2 separate regions of the Homo sapiens genome follow, and region 2 is linked to region 1. The links are chromatin loops, found by intact Hi-C in ENCODE. Cell type or tissue: HepG2. All regions are shown on one strand.

What was found. Hi-C counts contacts between places; a loop is a spot of excess contacts. Peaks named below come from ENCODE experiments on the same cell type or tissue, not always from the same donor. Only the 100,000 strongest peaks of a DNase experiment are listed, where the experiment ranks them.
Region 2: it touches region 1 in a loop (2.7-fold over the local background); 3 of 110 quality-filtered maps call a loop at or near these places.

Annotation. Positions count from the first base shown.
Region 1 is chr11:68,311,312-68,319,311 of GRCh38, forward strand. LRP5 (LDL receptor related protein 5) reads left to right here and starts at 1,280. Exons shown (of 23, transcript NM_002335.4): 1 at 1,280-1,494. The coding sequence starts at 1,404. LOC124900302 (a long non-coding RNA gene) reads left to right here and starts at 2,138. Exons shown (of 2, transcript XR_007062749.1): 1 at 2,138-8,000. RefSeq lists silencers at 905-1,194, 1,215-1,414, 1,605-1,764, 1,775-1,844 and enhancers at 1,266-2,141, 2,142-3,016, 3,728-4,227, 5,296-5,963. In HepG2, a CTCF peak has its summit at 1,165 (motif pointing right); DNase peaks (open chromatin) are centred at 2,617, 4,040 and 5,720; H3K4me3 peaks cover 3,894 bases.
Region 2 is chr11:68,254,363-68,262,362 of GRCh38, forward strand. It overlaps C11orf24 (chromosome 11 open reading frame 24), which reads right to left. Exons shown (of 4, transcript NM_022338.4): 4 at 6,976-8,000. The coding sequence ends at 7,283. Among named protein-coding and RNA genes, the nearest start is that of C11orf24, 14 kb to the right of the region's middle. In HepG2, a CTCF peak has its summit at 3,220 (motif pointing right); DNase peaks (open chromatin) are centred at 2,079 and 3,239; H3K4me3 peaks cover 690 bases.

The DNA.
Region 1 (8,000 bases):
TCCAGCTCATGGCCTGATGTGGTTCCTCCCCCGAATCCAGCGACCAGGCTGCCCTCTGCCCCAGCGCCTCCTCCGTGGATGTCTGCTCTTCCTGAACTGCCCTCCCACCGGACGGCTGCTCCTTGGTAGCAGCTCAAGTGTCCTTCCTTCCCTAAGCCAGTTTCCCCAAACACTGCAGCACAACGCCCTTCATTTCTCATGGCATTCTTCATGGCCTGTCAATGGGGCTTTTGTTGTTTTAATTTTCCGTCTTCTTGTTTTTGTTGGTCTTCCTAGAATATAAACCCCATGAGGGCAGAGGCGTTCAGCCTGACTCCAGCCTGGCAAAGCTGTCACAAATCTGGAGGAACACACACGTTCACGGGCACTCAGTTCTGTGAGGTACTGCAAGCCCTCTCTGAACCTGCAAGGTGGCCATTGCTGTCCCCACTTTACAAAGGAGGAAAGAGTGCGCGGAGAGGTTCTACTTAGACCCGCCAAGGGCACAGTCGTTCTAGAAAGTAGCAGACTGGGAGTTCCAACTTGGGCTTGCTGGTTCCAGAGCCCCTTCTGTGCCCCTTCCAGGCTGTGCCTGGGTGAGATTCTTCTCCTACCAGCACGTCTTCTTCCTGGAGGGTTCAGTGGCTGAGCTGACACCGGTGGGCAAGAGGCCCTGGCGGGCTTGTTGAAGGACTCAAAGGTGGCGTCTGGGAGCCTGGCGGGACTTTCTCCCTGTCAGCCTAGAGGCACTTTTAGAGGAGTGTGTCTGTTTCGCAGTCTTCGTGTCTCATAATTCATAACTAAGGTAGAGGGTACACATTTAGTTTACAGTAAAACCTCAAACCCACCTCCACTCCCAGCCGGCCACTTCTCTCCCTGTTCCCTTCTCTGCCCTCCACAGGTGAGAACAAGTGTCCGGGGCCGCCCCGTGGGGCCCCAGGCTGCCCGCCCTGAAACTGCCTCGCTGTGTGCCCTTGGGCAACCCCGCCCTGCTCCGTGCCTCAGTTTCCCCACTCATAGAGGCTCCACAGGTGACACACCTGGCTCCGGGCCCCGATCGGCCGCCGGGCCCCGCGGGGCGGAAACCCCGCGCCAAGCCTCCCGGAGGCACCTCCAGGGCAGGGCGGGGAGCGCGGGGAGGGGCCGCGGGGACCTGCGCCGCTGGGGCCGCCTGGCCGCCGGCCGGCTCCGGGGGGCGCCCGCGGGAGGGCGCGGCCGGTGCGGGGGGCGCGGGTGGCGGCGGCGGGGGGCGGAGACGCGGCGCGGCTTCCGCTCCCGCGCGCCCAGCTCCCTCCTCCCCGTCGTCCTGGTCCGCGGCGCCCGAGGGGGGAGGCGGAGGCGCCGGGAGCCGCGCGAGGAGCCGCCGCCGCCGCGCCATGGAGCCCGAGTGAGCGCGGCGCGGGCCCGTCCGGCCGCCGGACAACATGGAGGCAGCGCCGCCCGGGCCGCCGTGGCCGCTGCTGCTGCTGCTGCTGCTGCTGCTGGCGCTGTGCGGCTGCCCGGCCCCCGCCGCGGGTAGGTGGGCGCAGGCCGGCCGGGGGCCGCGGGTTGCTCGGACAATGGCCCGGGCGGCCCCGCGGCCAAGTGCGCGGGCGCCGCCGCCGTCTCGGAAGCGACTTGGCGAGTTGGGAGCGAGTTGGGGCGCGCGCCCGGGATCCCCCTGCCGTCCCCGGCGTCCCCGCCACGCGCGGGCCCTTTGTCTCCCCACCCGGGCCCTCCCCGGGGACGCTGCGTCCCGGGCTGGCGAGGAGGGCGCCCGCTCCGCCAGGTGCGGCGCGGGCGGGTCCTCACCTGCCCGAGCCCGCGGGAAGCCGGGAGCCGAGCCGAGCCCGCGCTGGGCCCGTGTGGCCCGGGCCGGGCACCGAGCGGGGACTTGGGGCGCGGAGGCGGGCCTGGCCCGGGGAGCCGGTTCGCAAGCCTGTTTCCAGCGGCCGCGCGGCCGCCCCGCGTGCTCCGAGGACGGGCTGAAGTTGCAGCGAGAAAGTTCTGAGCCCGGGCGCGGGGCGGCCTGGCCGGTGGCGCTGCTCCTGTGAGCCGCGTGGCTGTGGGTTTCCAAGCGGACTGACACCTGCCAGGTGCCCGGGCGACCCGAATGCCCCGTGTGGCCGCCGGGTCCCCAGATAGTGTCCATCCCCGGGTCGGCTACGCGGAGGTGACGTGGTCCCAGATCGCGGGGCAGTGGGGGAGGCAGGCTTGTGCCTCAGTTGTACACTCCCGTGGGGAGAGGTAGGGCGGGGGAACTTTCTCTCCAACTTTTGGTGTTTCCCAGGGGGTGGAGTTGAGGTCAGGAGGACTCAGGAAACTTAAGCAGTCGTGAAACGCTACACATGTTCTTTTAATTTGGAGATTGCCATGTGGTTTTTCAAGCAAGCCTCTTGCTACCTAAATCATTCTCTTCGGATGTGCGTGTTTTGTTTTTCTGGAGTATGGCTGGCCAAGTGGCACGGCCGCAAGTGCCTGTGCACGCCGCGGCTCCTGTTCTGTTTGTGGCAGTTTAGCGGGGAGGACCTCGGGCCCCTTTGTCTGGGCCTCCTTAAGGCAAACAGCTGTCTCCCTGAATATTTCCAGTGTGAATGGTGCAGCGGGGTGGCCCTGTAGTCAGATCCCCCAGGCTGCAGCCTCTGCTTGGAGGTGTGGGGGACAGCGGGGAACAGGAGGAGCTTGGAGTTTGTTTCACGTCCTCCTGCCTCTGACCCAAGCCTAGAGATTCTATGGACAGTTTCACCCCAAATCTGCCTCTTTCAGGAGCGTGTTTACATTGTGGGGCCTTGTCTGGAGCTAGCAAAACAAGGTGAAGACAAAACAGCGACAGTATCTGGGGAGTACAGGCCAGCGCCGCTCCTTTTTCCGGAAATGCCTGGGTCAAGGAGGCAAAAGGGGTTTTGGGGAAACTGTTTGTTTTAAAGGGGGGGTTTCTAGGCCGACCGCGTTGCCTTTCACCTCATTGCAGTTTTGGGTTTTGTGCACGTTTTGGGGTGATGTTGCTGGAGTCAAATGCCTGTCGTCCATGTGGTTCGAGCCCCTGAGGAGAAAGAATTATAGCTGTAGAGTTCAGTTGTGTGTGAGGCAAAAATAGAGTTGATTATTTTAACATTAGGCAGCAAGGCCTGGGAGCCCCAGTGAATGTGGTGATCCAGGCCTAAAATGGAAGGAAAGGGAGGAATCTTTCTGCAGAACGGTTTTGATGTTATATCCCTGGTTTTACTGTGTGAAATACATGCCTCGGACCTCAGCGAAGCCAGTAAGTGGGCCGCTAATTATTTTTCCTGATTGCTTCCTGTTGCAATTGGAAGCTGTGAACGCACGGAAATGGCTTTGTTCTAGTGGTCCCAGTGCTGAGAACTTCCCCAGCTCCCAAGCCCTAGTCCTCTCTCCTCGGGGCCCAAGTGCTTGTTCCAGGGCCGGCCTGTCCAGGCACCCCCTCTCCCCCTGGAGGTTCCTCCTGTAGATGCCCAAGGCCAAGGCCGGGCCCTCTGGGAGAGCCCAGAAGGGCTGAGTGGGGTTAACCAAGTGCTGTGTGGAGCACCCTGAGAGAGTCCCCTCCAAAGCAGGGCCCCGTGTGTTTAGCTCCCCTCTTCAGTTCCAAGAAATTCGCCGGTGAACCCGATCCAGCATTTGTTCAGCACTTTCCTGGGGAGATTCACCTCGTGCTTCCTGTCGTTTTTGGAACCCGTTTAATTTCAGCCGTGCTGTGTCACTGCTCAGGCATTTAGTAGAACTCACACACACGGGTGGGGGATGTAGGCAGGTGAGGCCTCTGAGTTGCTTTCTCCCTTGCAGCGACGGGTTGCAGGGCTGATGGGGGTGGAGGGGTTTGGGGTCAGACCCACCTGGGTTTACATGCTCAGTGGCTGTTTGACTTCGGGCACCATACCTAGTTTCTGTTATCTCACCCCGTTCCTCTCCCAGGCTATGGGGAGCCCTAACTGCCCTGTGTGAGACCTTTAGCCCCATCCCTGGCAGAGCTGCAGTGAGCGCAGTTGTGTGTCAGCGTCCTCGATCTTTCTGGCCCCAGCCGGTCTAGAGGCTGTTATTACAATAGTCTGGATTTTTCCTGTATGACCTTGGACATCCAGTCCACTGACAAACTCACTCACTCACCGCTGCAGCCCTCGGGGGCAGGAGTAGTTAGTTAGCACTGTGGACAGAGCCCCTGCGCCCAGGGTCTGATTCCAGCCTGGCCGCTTCCTGTGCTGGGAGGCTTAGGAAGCTGATGCTACCTTTGTGTGCCTCAGTTTTCTCACCTGTAAAATGGGAATAGAATCCTTCCTACCATGAATTCAGTGAGTTAACGTGCACCTGGCCCGGTATAATGCTGTTGCTGTTTTGCTTTGGTGTCTGCTACCGAGTGAAGTGCTAGGGTTGAGTGCGATAGAATGGCAGATAAGGCCCCGCCCCTGCGGGCAGAGCTTCCCATGTAGAGGGGAGGACAGGGAAAGAAGCTTTGCAGCTATGCAGAGGTGGGCCCACGGGTGCTCCTTCACCCTCGGGGTGTCCTGCGAGAGGCCCTTAGAGGCCAGATCATGCTGTGGAGTCTGGTTGTGATCCACAAGGCAGCGGAAGCTTCTGGAAGGCTTTAGGCAGGAGTTACAGGAAATGCAAGCTAAAGCCAGATCTTTCCTAGGTGAAAGGTGTCGAGTTGTTTTTTTTTTAAATTGAGGTGAAACTTATATAATATAAAATATTAAAGTATAGAAGGCAGGCATTTGGTACATTCACAGTGTTTACAACCCTCTCTTCTATCAAGTTATAAGAGATTTCCATCACCCCAAAATAAAACCCATACCCATTACACGGTGACTTCCCGTTCCCTCTCCCCGGATCCCCTGGTGAACACCAGTCGACTTTCTGCCTCTGTGGTTCTGCCTGTTCTGGGCATTTTGCATGAAGGGAATCTTACAATGCGTCTTCGTGGCTGACTTCCTTGGTTACTGTAACGTTTTCAGGAGTCATCCAAGTAGTACCACGTATGGGTGTTTCAGCCTTTTATTTTTTTTTTGAAATGGAGTCTTGCTCTGTTGCCCAGGTTGGAGTGCGGTGGTGCGATCTTGGCTCACTGCAACTTCTGCCTCCTGGGTTTAAGTGATTCTCCTGCCTCAGGCTCCCAAGTAGCTTGCATTACAGGTGCCCGCCACCACGCCCAGCTAATTTTTGTATTTTTAGTAGAGACGGGATTTCACCATGTTGGCCAGGCTGGTCTTGAACTCCTGACCTCAAGTGAGCTGCCGGCCTCGGCCTCCCAAAGTGCTGGGATTACAGGTGTGAGCCATCACGCCCGGCCTATTTCAGCCCTTTTTGTGGCTGAATAATATTCCATTGTGTGGAGGGACCACATTATATTTGTCAGTTCATCCGCTGATTGGATTGATCTTGGTTGGTTGCATCTCCCAGCCGGCACGAGCAGGTCTCATGCCTCCTGCATCCTGGTGGAGGTGGCTGGTGGGAGGATCTGGCCTGAGACTCTCCTGCCGAGGTTCAGGAACGAGCCAGGTGATGGGGACAAGTTGGGGAGTCAGTGCTGGCATCTCAGAGGAGGGGCCTGGGCCCTGAGAGGAGTGCTGGGAGGGCAGAGTGAGGGCCAAGTTCAGGTTACAGAAGCCGTGAGACAGCCGGACATCTGTGGTTTGTGAGGCTTTGGAAACACTTAATGCGCTCTCCAAATGGGGAGTCTGTTGGGGAGGCCCTGGCGGGAGCCGGGGCTACATCCAGGTCCTCGGCTTGGTGGCCTTGTTCACTTATTTGTTCAGGAAGCAGCAGGGTGTGGGCTCTGTGCCAGGCCGCCCTGGAGGGCTGTCCTGGGGCCAGTGAGGTCCAAGTGTGATGGGCGGAGGCAGCTGTGGCTTGCTACGAGCCGGCCTCAGGGACCCACCGGCTGGCTCCGGCTGCTCTCTGCATTCTCTTCAGCTCTGGAGAGCCGTGTGCCAGCCCTCAGCCTCAGTTTCCTCATCTGCAAAATCGGGACGATGGTGTCCACCTTGCCCATGCTGGTGGGGTCCCAAGAGCTGGTGTCTGGGGTGAGGGAGCTGGGGGCCAAAAGCTCCTGCCCTGGGGCATCCAGCTGTCCTTTGAAGAGTACCCCGAGGGTGTGACTGAGAGCCAGTCCCCAGCACCCTTGTCCAGATGGGGACCAGGAGGTGGGTGAAGATATTTGGGGTCTGAGCTCTGTGCTGGTTGCCCCCGAGGGGGCCTGGAGCCCTGAGTTAGGAGCAGAACGGGGTGCTGGTCCTATCCGTTCCCTACCTGGGTAGTGGGGGCTGCCTTCCTGGGTTGGGGGTGGGGGGAGCTCCCTGTGTCCCTAAGCCATGCAGAGGCATGCGCATACGCGCTGCTCTTAGGCATGTGGGTGGCGCTCTGAGGTCCCTGCCCATTCCCCAGCCCCATGTGGTGGTCCCTGTGCTCCAGGTCCAGCCTCTGGTTTCCAGTTTGTCCTAGTTTGTCACCTTGTAGGGGGCAGTTGACACTTTGCTGGCCTGACTCGTGGTGTGCCAGAGCCCGTGGCTGCTGGGCGACTGTGCCTCTTTCTCTCAGTGGCAAGAGCCTTATTTTCTAATAGAGCCTGATGGGCCAGAGGTTCCGCCACAGGGACACTGTTCTCTGTCTCTCGTGCTTGGGGTCTCTTGCTGTGGACCCCCTGGGAGGTTGTCCTGGGGGTGCGGGGATTGTGTTTTCTGGGTATTTTCTTATTTGCTCTATTGGAGTGTATTTAATTTAATATATATATTTTAAACATCTTTTAGTTTGCCTTAATGTAATTTTTTTTGAGATTTAATTTTTTTTTTTTTGAGATGGAGTCTTGCTCTGTCGCCCAGGCTGGAGTGCAGCGGTGTGATCTCAGCTCACTGCAAGCTCCACCTCCCAGGGTCACGCCTTTCTCCTGCCTCAGCCTCCTGAGTAGCTGGAACTACAGGCACCCGCCACCACGCCCGGCTAATTTTTTGCATTTTTAGTAGAGACGGGGTTTCACCGTGTTAGCCAGGATGGTCTCCATCTCCTGATCCTCCCGCTCGGCTTCCCAAGGTGCTGGGATTACAGGCGTGAGCCACCACACCCGGCCTGCTTTTTTTTTTTTTTTTGAGTCTTGCTCTGTTGCTGAGGCTGGAGTGCAGTGATTCAGTCACCGCTTACTGCAGCCTCTACCTCCTGGGCTGAAGCAATCCTCTCACCTCAGCCCGCAAGTAGTTGGGACCTCAGGTGTGCACCACCACGCCCAGCTGATTTTGTTGTTTTTTGTAGAGACAGGGTTTCACTATGTTGCCCAGGCTGGTCTTGAACTCCTGGGCTCAAGCGATCCACCCACCTCAGCCTCCCAAAGTGCTGGGATTACAGACATGAGCCACTGCGCTGGGCCTTAATGTAGTTTTTCTTGTGGTTAAACTGAGGTGAAGGTTCACTCAAGGAGGAAAGTGGTTTTTAGCCTTTTGAGGGGCTCAAGGACCCCTTCAAGGATATGACAACGGCTCCTCTCCTGAGAAGGTGCCTGGTGGGGGCGGCACAGGCTCCACTCCACCCCATTGCAAGAATCCAGGGCCCTGCAGGGCTCAGAGCCCTCTCCCTGCCTCCCTGTGGGGCATTGAGAGGCACTCACCTTCTGAGGGCCTCAGTTTCCTTTTTTTGTAAAATAGAACCAGCTGATTCCAATCTCTATGGTCTCTTCTAGCACGGAGCTTCACGTTTTTTCTCCCTTCAGGATCCTGAGGCCTCTGGATCGCTAGAGATTGGGGGTGCCCCCAGAAGAGGCGCTGCTTCTGTGCCCTCCCTCACCCCACCGTGCCTGGCTCCTTGTTTTTTTTTTTTTTTTTTTTTTTGAGACAGGAGTCTCACTCACGCCCAGGATGGAGTGCGGTGGCACGATCTCGGCTCACTGTAACTTCTGCCACCCTGGTTCAAGCGATTCTTGTGCCTCAGTAGCTGGGACTACAGGCATCTGCCACCATGCCCAGCTAATTTTTGTATTTTTAGTAGAGACAGGGTTTTGCCACGTTGGCCAGGCTGGTCTCGAACTCCTGACCTCAAGTGATCTG
Region 2 (8,000 bases), 57 kb before region 1:
TGGATCTTTCAGATGCTGAGTTGGGGGGTCTCCCAGAGATTCAGGAGAAAGGCCAGAGGCTGGGGTGGAGTCTTCCTTCTTCATGCATTTCCACGTATAGGGCCCCCGGAATCTCATGTGCTGGGCCTACCCGCCTGGCGCCACTCCGTGGTTCTCTCTGCTCACCTGACGTCTTCGTGCCTGCTGCCCTCCTGCTGTGTCCTGTCCAAGCGGGCATCTCTACAGTCAGCAAAGCGGGACCAGGCCCCTGCCGTGGGCCCTGGCTCATAAAAGACAGTGAGTTTTTCACTCTGAAGTCCAGATTGCCCAGCGGGGCTCATCTTGTGCTTCAAGTACATTCAGCGTGTGCCCGGAGCACGCAGCACTGGTGAAGTTGGGGTTCAGGAGTCAGGTGGACTGGGCCCACCCCTTACCTTGTGTGTGACCTTGGGCAAGTCACCTACCTCCCCTGTTGTCTATTTCCTCATCTGAAAGTGGGCTTAGAAATGGTTCCCGCCACGTGGGGAGGCGGTGAAGCACTCTACCAGTCCTGTGGGGACCTTCCCTGTGCTTCAGACTCACGGCCAGTGTCTGCCTGGCATCCAATAGGCATCTCTGCCTTCACAACCCACAGCAGGACTCTTGATTTCTGGGCCACCTTCTCTCCAAATCCTTCTGTACCCCCTTATCAAGAGACAGTATAGGCCGGGCACAGTGGCTCACACCTGTAATCCCAGCACTTTGGGAGGCTGAGGCGGGCAGATCACTTGTGGTCGGGAGTTTGAGGCCAGCCTGGCCAACATGGTGAAACCCTGTCTCTACTAAAAATACAAAAATTAAGGGGGCATGGTGGCAGGCGCCTGTGGTCTCAGCTACTCTGGAGGCTGAGGCAGGAGAATTGCTTGATCCCAGGAGGCAGAGGTTGCAGTGAGCCAAGATTATGACACTGCATTCTAGCCTGGGTGACAAAGTGAGACTCTGTCTCAAACAAACAAAAAAAAGAGGCAGTATGGTCTAGTGGTAAAAGCATAGAAGCTGGGGTCACCTACCAGCAATGTGACATGTGTAACGGTGGGCAGGTTCATGAATTCCCCAGGCCTTAGTTTCCCCTCTAAACGGGGGGCTGATGATGATGACATACTATCTCGCAGGGCTGTGGTGAGGATGAAATGAATTCACGTGTGAAGCACTGGGAATAAAGGTTCACCCTTTCCCTCCCCCCGAGAAACGATCCCTCCACCATTCCACCTTCTCAAACCAAAAATGCAGGGGTCACCCCGGCTCCTGCCGTGGGCACGTGGATCGTACATAAGGAAGCAGTGCACGTTCTGCTGACTCAGCCTCCAAAGTGGCCCCTAGGGTCCTCGGTTTCTGTCCATCTGTGTGAACACACCCTGGTCCAAGCCAGCCTCCTCACTCCGCGGATGACCGAGCCAGCCAGGCCTCTCTATCTGCAGCCAAAGTGATCGTGTACTTATGAGATAGAAGTTGAAACTCTTCCTCCCCTCCTCCCTCCCTTCCATTCACTTTTTCTTTTAACTTTTGGGTTTTTTGAGACGGAGTCTCACTCTATCACCCAGGCTGGAGTGCGGTGGCGCAATCTCGGCTCACTGCAACCTCCACCTCCTGGGTTCAAGAAATTCTCCTGCCTCAGCCTCCTGAGTAGCTGGGATTACAGGCACCTACCTGCCACCACACCCAGCTAATTTTTGGATTTTTAGTAGAGATGGGGTTTTGCCATGTTGGCCAGGCTGGTCTCAAACTCCTGACCTCAAATGATCCACTCAACTCGGCCTCCCAAAGTGCTGGGATGACAGGCATGAGCCACCAAGCCTGGCCTCTTTTAACTTTTGATGATGGAAATTTCTAAACACACACAAACATGGAGAGAGTGGGAAACAGACCCCCCACTTCCATGAAGCCATCAGCCATGCTGGATGGATGGCAGCCACATGTGTCTTGTGGCACGATTCTCTTGCCCCCTTCTCCTGATGTGGAAGCATTTTAAAGCACACCTCAGACAGCCTATGACTTCAGCCTCAAGCAACAGAGTCATCTTTTAAACTCTGAACTGGATAACGTGACTCCCTGTGCATTCCTGGGCTCTCCCGCTCCTCCCCCGCCGCTGTCCCCTGGGACCGGCCTGTCTCTTTCACTCTCCCCAGGGCCCTTCTCTCCTCACACTTGTGGCCTTGGATCTGTCCTGGGGGCTCCGCATTGCTGGCCTCTCTGCCTGGATCCCGCATCTCCCTGATTTTTCATCTGTGTTTTTACTGCAAATGTTTGGATTTTGTTTCCTGCTCACAGCAGGAGGCCATCGGGGATTGCTGTGCAGGGGAGTATTAGGAGCTGAGTTGTGTTTTTAAAATATCCTCCGGCTGCTGTGTGGAGGATGAGTAGGGCTGGGGCGGGGAGCAGGAAGACCATCACAGAGAATTCAACGTAGTCGAACGTAGTCCATATTCTAAAAAGTATCGGCTTGTGTCAGCCACTGCGCTGGATCTTGAAGCAAAGCTGTAGATACGGAAATTGTGGCTGAGTATGGTCGTGGTTTGTCCCAACTGACCCAGCTGGTGGGTTTTGGGACCGAGGCCCGGGGGGCTGCCTGTGAGTTCATTGCATTCTCCCTGAACTCGTGGATTCCTTCTGGTGGGAGACAGTTACAGGCGCAAATGACCTAATACCACCTAGAACAATCCATCCCATAGTGGAAGCCGAGCCCCCCTGGCCTGGAACAATCGAAGAGGGCCAGAGTTCTCTGGTGTGGGGTAACGGCAAGACTCCCTGCTGTCAGGGGAGCGGGCTAAGGGGTTTCCACCTGCAAACATGGAATGGTAGGCGCAGGGGGCCGGAGGGTGGGATGGTGTCTCTAGCCAAGGCCAGCACCAGGGCTGGTGAAATAGGCTGGGAGGGGCAGGACGTGGTGGCTCACACCTGTAATCCCAGCACTTTGGGAGGCCGAGGCAGGAGGATCACCTTGAGGTCAGGAGTTCCAGACCGGTCCGGCCAACATGGTGAAACCCCGTCTCTAGTAAAATACAAAAACTTAGCTGGGCGTAGTGGCAGGCGCCTATAATGCCAGCTACTCAGGAGGCTGAGAATCGCTTAAACCCGGGAGGCAGAGGCTGCAGTGAGCCAAGATGCACTCCAGCCTGGGCAACAAGAATGAAACTCTGTCTCAAAAAAACAAAAAACAAGAAGGCTAGGAGGGAGCCTTGCCCGCCAGGGGGAGCCCTTGGACTTCCTCTACCAAGAGATGCGGCCCTGCTCCTAGAGAAACTGGCTGGCTCGAGGCCATGCCCTGTCGAGCTCGAGGCCATGCCCTGCCGGGGCTCTCAAGGCTTTGGAGGAGCCTCTGCTCCCTACGGCCGTGGTGTGCTCAGCCACGCCCAACATTTGCAGACAGATCCGGTGTGAATGCTCAGCTCTCACGGCTTTGGAGGAGCCTCTGCTCCCTGTGGCCATCGTGTGCTCCTGAGCCACGCCCAACATTTGCAGACAGATCCAGTGTGAATGCTGTGCTGCCATTTGCTTGGTGGATGACCTCGGCCAAGCAACCTGGCCTTTCTGTGCCTTGGTTTCCTCACTGTGAAGGGACGAGAGCTCCTTTTGGGGCCAAGCCCCGAATTGGACTCTCACTTCTGTTTGGCCTTCTGGCACCTTCTGTGTGGACTCTCACCCATCAGTTAGGGACTTTGTACCTCCTGTGTGTCAGTGCTGTGCTAGGCCCCGGATGAGCCACTGCCCCTGCCGCAGGAACAGAAAGCCTGAGGGGGGCTCTGAGCTCTCTGAGCTCCCCAGGGTGGAGGAGGCACCTTCTCTGAGCCCACCCCTCACCTTCATTGTGTTCCTCACAAGGCAGGTCTCACCCACCGCACCGGGGGCTCCTGGGCCACGTCATCTCTGAATCCCCATTGGGCTGGCAAACAGTAGGTGCTCACTAGGCACCTGATAAAGTGAGTTGAATGGGACTTTGTGTAGGCCAGGATGGCACCTGGCTTATCTTGCAGTCTCGTGTCCTCCAAGGCAGGGAGAAGAAAGCCCGGAGCCCCTGGATTTGGACAGGTCTGCGACGGGGGCGCCTTGAGCTCTGTTTGGCTGGGACTCACCACAGGGGGCTGCATTGGGCCTGTAGTGCTGGGCAGAGGAGCTTGGGGCTTTCGGCAGGGACGGGTGTGGTTAGATTTGTGTTTTGACGGGTCCCTTGCCGCAGGGTGGAGAACGGATGAGCCAGGCTGTCTGGGAGCAGAGTGGGCAGGCAGTTGGTGGTGGGCCCAAGGCCGGGCAGCAGCTGGGGTCAGGACAGGGGAAGCGGCCGGAGTACTGAAACCTTTAGGATGGCCAGTTGGACTCAGGGGGAAGCACAGGTTTCTAAATCTGTTAGCCCACGTGGGGATGCCATTAGGTACAGGGAGGACCCCTGGGGCCAAACACACTCCTGGGGGCCGATGCTGAGGTTGGCCTTGGATGCTGAGTTTGAGGCACCTGTGGTCCAGGAGGAACGCCATCCAAGAGAGAACAATGGCAGGGGGTTTGGAATAGGACCCCCAAGGATGGAGGGGGAGAGTGTGACCAATGCTCTCAGAGGATAAAAGAATTCGGAGACTGGGTGCGATGGCTCATGCCTGGAATCCCAGTGGAGGCCGAGGAGGGTGGTTCACTTGAGATCAGGAGTTTGAGAGCAGCCTGGCCAACATGGCAAAATCCCATCTCTACTAAAAATACAAAAATTAGCCAGGCATGGTGGCATGCACCTGTAATCCCAGCTACTCGGGAGGCTGAAGCAGGAGAATCGTTTGAACCCAGGAGGTAGAGGCTGCACTCAGCCGAGATCGTGTCACTGCACTCCAGCCTGGGTGACAGAGTGAGATTCTGTCAAAAAAAAATTGGGGGCCCTGGCTGGGGCAGGGGGACTGACTGGCTGACTCTGCAGATCCCTGTGGCCCACTCCCTGGATGTAGGGGTGCCAGGCAGAGGCCGTTAGTCACAAGCTGAAGGCCAGCACTGCAGGTTACTCTTCATCCTACCTCCCCAGAAAGGAACGAGGTGCCCACAGTCTATGAGAACACCCCCCAAGCCACAGCTCACACAGGCCCAGGGTTCTGGCTCTCCCAGGGGAGGCTCAATGAGCCAGGGTGGAGAGCTGACCCTTAGCAGGCTGGTCCTCGCCTGGGCCACTGGGGTGAAGTCAGGCAGAGGAAAGGGCATCCTCCACAGCTCCGATTGTCTACCCATGGTGGGCAGAGCTGCCCATTCCGGGCAGACGGTGTCTTGTCAGATTCAAGGACAATGCTGCGAGCTGGCCTAGAGCTCAAGATGGCAAGGGAGACAAGCCAGGGGCTGGAACCAACCACCTTCCCAGCCAGCGCCAGTGCCTGTAGTTAAGCATGCAGATGCGACTCCGATGTGTGATGGCCAGGAAAGGAGACAGTCAGGCACAAGCTCTGTGGAGTGTGGCTGTCAGTCCAGAAGGCCTGACTCAGGCAGTGAAGGCTGGGAGAGGGGAAGGGGCCAGCAGGACGTGACAATGAGAAAGAAAAGGCTGGGGAAGCCGGGGTGCAGTGAGGGAGAAGACAGGAGGAGAGGACTGGGGGGCAGCTTCTGACCCATTCTCCCCACTCCATATTTTCCCAGCCTCGGCTTTGAAGTTACTTCAAATGGTTTGGGAGTTACCGTCTTAGCCTTTTATCCCAGGCCCTTTGACATCCTTTTTGGAGATGAACTTAAATAAGAAGCTGGCCACCCAAACCTAGCCCAGGGAGATCTTGGTGAGTGGGAGACAGGAGATTCCGGACAAAGATCAGCTCTGCCTCAGCGCCAGGTGGTTGAGAAGCCACAGCCAACTCCACAACCACTTTTGGGTGGGGCCCCATGCTGCCATGTTTACAGCAGATGCTGCTCTGTCTCTCCCCATTTCCCAGAGGAAGAAGCCGAGCTCCAGAACACTCTATAGCTTGCTCCAGGTCTCAGCAGCCGCAGACCTGGCCTGAGAACATGGCCTTACAAGATGCCCTGGCCACGTGTGGCCCATCAGCTCTTGCTGCCTTGGGCAGGTGGGCAGATGAAGGACCAAAGGCCAAGCTCAGGCTGGGCAGGTGGCAAAGGAACCTAGTTAAACAAACAGCTGGGACTCTAGGACCAGGGCTCAATCCTGACTCTGGGCCTCCAGGAGTGACTTTGCTCTGTGCCTCAGTGGTCCCGTCTTCAAAATGGAGATTGTGATGCTGATCTCCTGGGGCTGAGGCAATGCAGCAGGTCACACATGTGCAGCAGGTTACACACACACAGTGGGTTGCACTCACGCAGCAAGTTACACACGCACAGCACATTACACACGCACAGATCACACACACGCAGCGGGTCACACACAGGTTACACACAGTAGGTTACACTCACACAGCAGGTCATACACAGCAGGTTACACTCACACAGCAAGTCACATTCACACAGCACAGGGACAGGGCAGGCATGTAACAAGCACAGAGCAAGTGCTGGCTGGATGTTCAGGATGGGAGCCTGGAATCCAGGGGAACTGGCCTAAGGAGCAGGCTCCGGGGTCGAATCCCAGGACTGGCCCTGGGGTCCTGGGTTACCTGGAGCAAGGGACTTGCACTATTCAGGACTAGCAATAGTGACCCCACCTCATGAGCAGGGCAGGATCAGATTCTGTTCTGCGCAGGTTCAGGCCGAGCTGGCCACACCACGGGGGTGATGTGTTGAATTTAGCTCCTTCACCCCTAAGGCTGGCTCCAGGAGGTTCATCGAACAGGTCAGAAAAAGGATTAAAGATGCTGGCTGTGGCCTCCTCTGGGGCCCAGGAGCCTCCCAGCAAGCACCAGGGCGGGCGTGGGTACCAGGGAGAAACCCAAGTCAGTGGCAACGACACAGTCAACCTCCAGGGTGCGGAGTGATGGTGCACATTCACAGAACAAAACCCTGCCACGTGCACGGCAGAAAGCAAGGCTCCCCAAGGAGCAGGATGCACCCACACGATTGTGGCGAGCAGTCAGTACTTTAATTCAGGTCAGGCTCCGACACCTGGGGAGACGGGGTCCTGCCCGCCCCACCCTGAGGTGGAACCCCCAGCTGCTCCTGGGCACAGAATCATTTACAAAAATAAATATGAAAAAAGCAGCAACTCTTTAGTGATCATGGAATTAATCTGACAGCAATTAAATGTGTTTAAGCATCTGGCATATCTCCTCAATTGCACCAAAAGAATTTGGAAGCACTTGGTTTGGTCTCAAAGGCAAAAGGAAAGGACGAGGAAGGGGCCAGGCCTCCCGCCAGGCCCCCGCCCCCCTCACATTTCTGAGTCCGCATACATCCCGTTGATTAAGTAGTCCACCTGGGTGTAGTCCTTCTTCTTGTAGCTCTCATAGGCCTGCAGGGCAAACAAAACCAAGACTGTGATGAAAAGGGTCACCCCGAGTAACAGCACCACCAGAAGGAGAGTTTTGTCTACCACGGCCTGGGTGAGGGGCTCAGTGGTGACCACCATGTACTGGCCTTGGGTGCTGGGCTGGCACGAGTCCGTGGCTGGCATCTTAGTGCCCCCTGAGCTCCTGGGTGTTGGCCCAGTGGAATCAGTACCTGGTGTGGCTTCAGTCTCTACCTGCTCCGGTGCCTGGGATGTGCCTGGCCCAGCGGCCCTCTGGGTATATGGCATGGGGCTTGGCTGTGTCGTGGGGGACATGGCCTCCATCTCAGGGATTGGGCTGGTGTGAGGTACTGGCACTGGGCTGGCAGTTGGCTCCCTGGCTTGTGCCTTGGTGGTGGTCACCACTGTGGGGGTGGGGGCGGGCTCTGGGGTTGTGTTTGAGGGCATGGGTGTGGATTTATTTGTTGTGTTAACCACAGGCTGGTCCACTGACACCTGGCTAATGGGACCTTGTGCTTGGGGACGCATAGGGGGTACAGGGCTTGCCGCGGTGTCACTGGGCATGTGCTTGGAAGGACTTGGACGAGTGCTCATGGGGCTGCTTGTGTTTGCTGTGGTCGCTACAGTCTGAGCACGTGTG